3 separate regions of the Mus musculus genome follow, and regions 1 and 3 are each linked to region 2. Evidence: chromatin loops called from intact Hi-C (ENCODE). Cell type or tissue: heart. All regions are shown on one strand.

The links. Hi-C counts contacts between places; a loop is a spot of excess contacts. Peaks named below come from ENCODE experiments on the same cell type or tissue, not always from the same donor. Only the 100,000 strongest peaks of a DNase experiment are listed, where the experiment ranks them.
Region 1: it touches region 2 in a loop (2.1-fold over the local background); 12 of 42 quality-filtered maps call a loop at or near these places.
Region 3: a loop joins it to region 2, with 2.2 times the contacts of the local background. A loop is called at or near these places in 5 of 42 quality-filtered maps.

The regions. Positions count from the first base shown.
Region 1 is chr17:74,337,681-74,340,180 of GRCm38, forward strand. It overlaps Spast (spastin), which reads left to right and starts at 1,307. Exons shown (of 17, transcript NM_001162870.1): 1 at 1,307-1,765. The coding sequence starts at 1,357. In heart, no CTCF peak of the experiment used is centred here; DNase peaks (open chromatin) are centred at 1,011 and 1,501; H3K4me3 peaks cover 2,284 bases; H3K27ac peaks cover 2,249 bases.
Region 2 is chr17:74,394,088-74,396,587 of GRCm38, forward strand. Slc30a6 (solute carrier family 30 (zinc transporter), member 6) reads left to right here and starts at 1,521. Exons shown (of 14, transcript NM_144798.6): 1 at 1,521-1,581. The coding sequence starts at 1,579. In heart, no CTCF peak of the experiment used is centred here; a DNase peak (open chromatin) is centred at 1,474; H3K4me3 peaks cover 1,777 bases; H3K27ac peaks cover 1,548 bases.
Region 3 is chr17:74,315,006-74,317,505 of GRCm38, forward strand. Dpy30 (dpy-30, histone methyltransferase complex regulatory subunit) reads right to left here and starts at 1,428. Exons shown (of 5, transcript NM_001146223.1): 1 at 1,340-1,428; 2 at 1,039-1,111; 3 at 897-944. The coding sequence starts at 1,074. In heart, a CTCF peak has its summit at 1,548; a DNase peak (open chromatin) is centred at 1,436; H3K4me3 peaks cover 2,171 bases; H3K27ac peaks cover 1,986 bases.

The DNA.
Region 1 (2,500 bases), 56 kb before region 2:
GGAGGGGGATGGGCGAGGGAGGGAGAAAGAGGAAAGACTGAATAGTTTATTGGATAGGCAATATAGTCTAGGAATCCAAAAACTCTGGGAATACAGATGGCATCGACTGGCTCTTAGAGCTTTTGATTTCAACTAACTTCTATTTCCAGATGCCAGTTCGCAGGAGTCTGACTGGCCCACGGTTTGTTTTCCTCTATGTGATCCAGGATCTGTAGAACAACTGCTGATCATTAGAATATGGGAAATATTGAGTAGATAGATAGTCTACCAAAGGAAGAAATGGTGAAGACATATACACACATCCACGTGCACACACAGATAGTATGGATTCTACCAAGTATGGTAACTAGGCAAAACCCAAGAATGACTGCATTCACATAACTAATCCTGAGATAACACAAACGTGTAATAGGTTAGTTGAAAGTAGGGTTCGTGGTCCTCGTGGTAATAAAGTTTTCCCTTTAGGATGTCTTGAACTTTGTCTCTGCAACTTGTTTCCCTCTCAGCTAACATACCCAAATTGCTACACACTGCCTCTGATACGAAACTCAGATCAGCCATCCTTTGCAAAAGACCTATTGGCTCAACCAGCAGAAAACAAAGATATATAAAGCAATAGGAGTGATGATGCACACCTGTAATCCTAGTTTTGGGGAGACGGAGGCAGAAAGATCAGGAGTTGAAGGCCTCCTTCCTCAGCTACAAGAGGAGTTGGAGGTCAGCATCTCACACAAAGGCAAACAACCGCACTGCGAGACAGCAGACCTGAGCACTAGTAAAGCCACTCAAACGCTGTTAACCCCCATTTAAAAATTTATTATCAAAGCTCCCTATTCCGATTCTTCAAAAGTCGAAGAACCTGCGGAGCGACGAACCCCTGGGACCATCGCAAGCCGAACCGCGCCTACAGAACTGAGGTTCCCAGAGAAAGGGGCATAGCAGGGGCGTGGGGGGTAGGAGGATGCCGCACATGCGCACAAGCTCCCAGGTCAACAAAGACGGCGGCGTACGCGCGCGCACCAGAGCCATTCACCGAGGACGTGCGCGTGCCCGGCCGCCGCAGCGAGGTGCCAGCGGCCCAGGGGACAGAAGGAAAGGAGGGGCAGGAGCCACCGGCCGCGGCGGGAGGAGGAGGAGGAGGAGGAGGAGACGGGGTTGTGCTCCTGGGCAGCTGAGGAGCGAGGGGCGGGGCCGGCGAGCGGCGCGTGCAGGTGCCAGGCTCCCGGGCTCCGGCTGGCGCGCGAGCGGCTCCGTGGGCCCCCGCCGCCGCAGTGGCAGTGGCCGCCGCCGCCGCCGCTTGGTCGCCGTCGGTCTGCGGGAAGCGGGTTATGGCGGCGGCGGCAGTGGGAGCTGTGAATGAGTTCTCCGGCCGGACGACGGAAGAAGAAAGGCTCGGGCGGCGCGAGCCCGGCGCCCGCCAGGCCTCCGCCCCCCGCCGCGGTCCCCGCCCCTGCCGCCGGCCCGGCCCCTGCGGCCGGCTCGCCGCCTAAGCGGAACCCGTCTTCTTTCTCGTCCCCGCTGGTCGTCGGCTTCGCCCTGCTGCGCCTGCTGGCCTGCCACCTGGGGCTCCTCTTCGCGTGGCTCTGCCAGCGCTTCTCCCGCGCCCTCATGGCCGCCAAGAGGAGCTCCGGGACCGCGCCGGCGCCCGCCTCGCCCTCGCCCCCAGAGCCCGGACCGGGTGGCGAGGCCGAGAGCGTCCGCGTCTTCCACAAGCAGGCCTTCGAGTACATCTCCATTGCCCTGCGCATCGACGAGGAAGAGAAAGGTACTACTGGGGGGCTGGAGGGAGGCCGGCGGGCTGGCCGGGGCGGGCGGCCCTGGGAGGACGCCACTTGCGTCCCTTTCCTGCACCCCCGGAGTTGATCTGCCTCGGGAGTCCGAGTCCCCACAGGCCAGATCCTGCTGTGCGACGCCTAGTTAGTTGATCCTCACCCCTTTCAGGGCGCCCTGACTCGACTTTGTTTCAGCACCCCCACACTTGTGCATGACCCAAGTCCCCGTGAGACACCCAGGCGTGCTGGTGACAGTGACAGTTGGCCTAGAGTGACCGACCACACGGGATTCTTTCTAACACTGTAAACAGTGTTGCTTTCTCTGAGCTGGGCTTCCAAAAGGTTTTGGTATCGAAACAGCTGTGTATAAACTTCATTGAGAAGGGTTCTGTAGTGTTTGGAGAGGAAAAAAAAAAGGGGGGGGTTGACTTGGATTTGAAAGGAGTAGTAGCTCCTTATACTTAGAGCCGGATTTGCCATATTCTGAAGTTTCATGAATTATTTTTACCAATATAGTGAGTCTTGAAGATTTCTTTTTTATTGAGCTGTATTTCAACCGCTAGTTGCTTTAGTTTTTACTATTTTGTTATTTTTATTTTATTCCAAGGCACTCTCGAGTTTCTAAATTTTAATGTTAAAAATATTAAATGAATGAGTTGGGTAAACAGGCATATATCATTCTACCATAGAAGATAAAACAAACGCTCCTGCCTCGCAGTGAAGGCAGG
Region 2 (2,500 bases):
TTTTGACATTCTACTTACAAATAACTGAATTTTTTTTCTTCTTGCATGTGTCTCTTACTAGGATACAATTTCACTAAGATCAGTGCCTAGAAGATAAGATCTGCAAATACAATCTTTATAGGCTACAATGACTGTGCAAGAAAGAAACTGTAGAGATTTAAAACTCTGTTATGGGATAAAGCCAAGTATTTTCAGTTCAAAGTCAGCTATTCTGAGTTCCACACTAGCTTATGAAACATATAAGACTTAAGGCATGCTTCAGATTTTTAAAAATATTTTATTCTTGGACAGTTTCCTGGTATATAATAAATTTTAGTCCTTGTCTCACCCTTCCTTCTCCCCCACCCCCCACCCCCGAAAGTATTCTCCCTAAGAAATCCCTCTCTTATTGTTCTGTCTTTTTGGTACTTTACGTAGTGAAGTGTGACTTGAATTCAGTGTCCTGCCACAGCTTCCCAAGACAGGCACCATATACAAAACAGTGGACTCCAGCTACAAGTGCTTATTTTTTCCTTAAATTTGAGATGCTCTCACTAACTGGGGAGGCTGACAGTGACCTACTCTAAACCCCAAGTATGCTTGAACTGAATATTTCTACCTCAGCTACCAAATCTATAGGGTTACAGGTTTGCACCCAGTTTAGGCAATTGAACCCTTGTGTGTCATGCCTAAGGGCTCTACCACCTGGTGGTGGTGTCAGATCCTCTTAAACTGCAGTAGCCACTTGGATGACTGGAGTCAGGAAAAGCCATCACCTCTTTTCATTCATTCATTCATTCATTCATTCACTCACTCACTCACTCACTCACTCACTCACTCACTCGTTCGTTTTGGTTTTGAGACAGTTTTGCTGTGTAGTGTAGTCTTCCTGCCTCAGCCTCCAGCGTTAGAATAGTACGCAGGCGATGCTGCACCCTGACCGGTGACGTGCACCAGTAAAGTGCTCGTGGAGGCCAGAGAACAACCTTATACTTAAGGTTGACGTTCACCTGGGTTTTTGAAATCGAGTCACTAAGGATATGCCTGCCTCTGCTTTCCTGAGTGCTGAGATCAAACAGGTGTGGCCATCGTGACGGCGTAGGTTCTTGTGATTTAACTCGAATCCTTGTGTTCTTAAGCCAAGCGTTTTCTGCGACATTATTTTTAATGAAACAGTTGGGAATTTGATAAATGTATTTTTAACATAGGCTGAGTCTACCTCGAGGAGCCTGACCTCGAAATCAGCGAGACTTGCCCGGCCTTACTGTGACATTTCTTAATGTTCCTGCTTCTTCATTTTTAAAACAGGAGTATAAACTGTAATAAACTCACACTCTGGTAGAAGACTTTGAACAGACCTCAAAGTTCCTCCCAAGGTGATAAATGCCCACCCTTTCCCTGGGCGAGCAGCCCCGCCCAGAGCAGCTCTAATCCGCCCACTTCCCAGGCGGCGGAGAACAAAAAGACGGCGACCTAGGGTACATGCGCAGTCCCGCCCCCTCGCCCTGCAACCAATCGGATTCTGAAGGCCCGCCCCTTCCGCTTGAGAAATGCGACTTCTCAGAGCGTCTTCCGGCGGGAGCTGTACGGCTCCTTACCATGGTGAGTTGGCCGTGGGGTGTGCGGGATTCTTGCGGGATGTTTCCCTCCTGCTTCCTCGCTCGAGCGCCCTGCTGTACCGCAGCTGCTCGGAACCGCGTGGTCGGGCCTGCGCTGGGGTTCCCAGCGCTCGGGTTCTTGAAGGGTTCCTGCTCTGTGCCTCTACAGCTGGGAAATGCCAGATTTGCCTAATGTTAAAATTAAAGCTTCCTCTGAGAACAAGTGAACGCCATCAGCGACTTGAGGCTTGCGTGGGGCTTTCTAGGGCGTGTTCACTCGTTTGCTTTTCAGTGTTTGAATAGCTCGGCACTGAGCAGCGGCTACAGAAAGGGTTAGTGGAGCAGCTCGGGAAAGGTTCTAGTATACGCTATGGTTGTTGGAATGTCAGGTTTTTCCTAAAAATTATTGAGTTAATTATTAAGCTGAGTGTTTTGGCACATGCCTTTGGCCTACAACTCAGGAAACTGAGGCAGGAGGATTGCACTTCGAAGTTCACCCTGAGTTAAATAGAGACTCTGACCCGAAAAAAAAAAACAAAAAAACCCCATAATCTAAAACCAAACAACAAAACGCGTAAGTCAAACATAATTATCTCAGTATTCTGTAAAGGTGAACGGGTGGTTGCGTTTTCAGATGTCAGAGTGCTGACCGCCCTTTGAAACGATCACAAAAACTCATTGAGCCCTTACTGGTAACTTACATACGACAATGACATATTTGTGTTCTTACTGTTGCCACCATAAAGTTTCCTTCTTTGGAGGCCAGCCTGGTCTACAAAGTGAGTTCCAGGACAGCCAGGGCTATACAGAGAAACCCTGTCTCGAAAAAAACGAAAAACCAAAACATTAAAATATTATATATTAAAATGTCTAATGAAGATCTGTAAAAGAATTCACCGTATTCTTTTAAATTGTGTGGTTAT
Region 3 (2,500 bases), 79 kb before region 2:
TCAGGGGGAAAAAAATAGAAAAAATAAAAAAATATATATACATACATATAAACACACAAACACAGAGAGGAGGGAGGGAGGGAGAGAGAGACAGAAAAAGAGACAGAGAGAAGCAAAGAGAGACAGAGAGAGATCACACAAATATAAATACAATGCAATCCTTTTGTAAGAGTCAGTTCTAGGTCAGGCAGGACTGCTCAGTGTGTAAGGAGCTTGCTACCCCCACATCTAACCTGAGTTCCATCTCCAGAACCCACCTAAGGGTGGAAGCAAAAAACCTACTCTGTAAGGGTGCCCTCTGATCTCCACACACTAGTGCACATGCATGAGCGAGCGTGTGCATGCGCGCACACACCCACAAGTAATAATAATAATAATAATAATAAAATAAAAAAGAAAACATGTCTAAGCTTACTTTCCGCTGACCTTGAACAAGTTACTCAACTTTAAGCATTCTGGAGCTGAAGATACATTCAAATTAGCCTGGTATATATCTCACAAACAGCAAAGTGTTGAATAAATTCTAACACCTGTTTGTACAACTTCTTGGAAACGTGGTCCTGCCCTTTTTTTTTTTTTTTTTTTTTTAAACCAGAACTTAATCCCTCGAGTCTCCCATTCACACACAAATTTTCTCCGGGAAGCCTCCATTTTCCTAACCAAACCTTCCCAGCTCTGGTTCCGGGATCATCTAATCTTTCATTTACAAAGTACCTTTATTTTTAGCCAAGTATTAGCATGCTAGTAAAAAGAAGCCACTTATAATCTGATACTACGGAGAGATCGCGGCAGCAAAGAGTTCCCTCGTGCAGAGTAGCCTAGTAAACCGATCCTAAGTTTTCTCCAGCTCTCAAGAGACCCATAGATGCATGCGGCAGAGAAACTGAGCGAGTTACCTCAACGCTGTCTGTGAGCCCGTACTCAGAGTGAGGGTTTTCTGCAACCTAGAAAACAAAATACAGTCACAGAGAGAGACATCCGCCCGTCCCGCGCTGCCTCCCCGCACACCGCCACCCTGAACCCAGGGCCTCCTGGTACCTGTGTCTGTCCCTCCAGCATCTGCTCCGACTCCATGGCGGACCCTGCAAACCGCAATCAACCGGATACCAGTCTTGCAAAACAAGAAGAGCCGCGAGTTAGTTACCCGGGAGATTTCAAGTGGAAGACGCCAGGACCCGGTGCGGTGCAGCCCAGCCCGGGACCCCGCCCCTCACCCCCGCGGGCAGCAGACGCGCGGGCTGGGTCGGGCCACCGACTGGCCGTCCTCGTCGCATCGCGAGGCTCGGAGGTCGTCCCAAGGATGTAGCGGTGGGAGGAGGAGGACAGGGAAGCTGATTACCCGCGCCAAGGCTGTCGGTTCCTAAGTGCCCTGCACGGCGCCACCGACTCACAGCGCGAACCGCTTCGGCCGTAAGTGAGGGACGTCGCGCTGCCGCCGCGCCTGCGCAGAGCGGCCCCGCGGGCAGAAGTGCCCGAGCCCGCCTAAGTGGGCCTACGCCTCTGCGGTGCGCGGGGTGCCTGGCCACCTGCCGGCTCCACCCTGCCGTAGATCTTTCTCCTTTAGACAGTCCTTCGTGGCACCTGGAAGTGACGGTCCCCGAGGAACCGAGGCCACTCACTTGCTGAGCGATTCTTGCTCAGGCTTTACTAGGGGCTAGAGGGCATCCAGCGGTTGATTACTTGGCTAATCTTACAGGCGACTTAGGTTTGGTCTCCACCGCCCACATGGTGGCTCACAACTATCCCTAACTCCGGTTCCGGGGAGCTGACTCTCTCTTTTTATCTACGCAGGCACGAGGCACGCGTGTGCTCCGCGCACATTCAGGCAAAACACGCATATATACGTATACATACACACATATATAATTTTTTTAAGGCCAAAGGGAAACAAGGAGGAGTGTTTGGGAATTCTTGGGCGGCTTTTATTCAAGCCCTGCAGTCTATGAGGATACCACGTTCACACTATTCTACATTTATGTCTAGATTAGTTTTTTTTTTTTTTTTTAATTACTTTCCAGGGATAAGGAGTTCAGCTCATGGTCGAGCGCTTTCCTGGGATAACCAAGGATCTTGGTTCAATTTCTACAGAAGAAATGGCTTTCCAGACTGTAGTATTATGGATTCCAACCTGGGTTGTGTTTGCTTGTTTTTACATTTTAAAGCCAGGTGTCTGAAATCCCAGCATTTGGCTGACTGAGGTAAAGAGGGTCAAACGCCAGCCAGAGCTTCCTGAACGGGAGTTCCAGGAGAGCCTGCTTTCCTGTAATTATTGTAACTGTTGATGGATTAGGATTTCAAGGGTATGGAGAGGTTGGAATGCTGCAAATCTAGAGACACTAGTTAGTTGTCTTGAACCTAGTTAGCTCCCTAAATAGCCTTTAATACCCACCTCTGTCAGGGACCTAACTTCTTTACTAATACTTCTTACTAGTGAGTTTCTTGGAATGTTCAGACTCCTAGCTAACACCAAAATGTTTCCAAAAAGCCTTCAGTTGGCAGG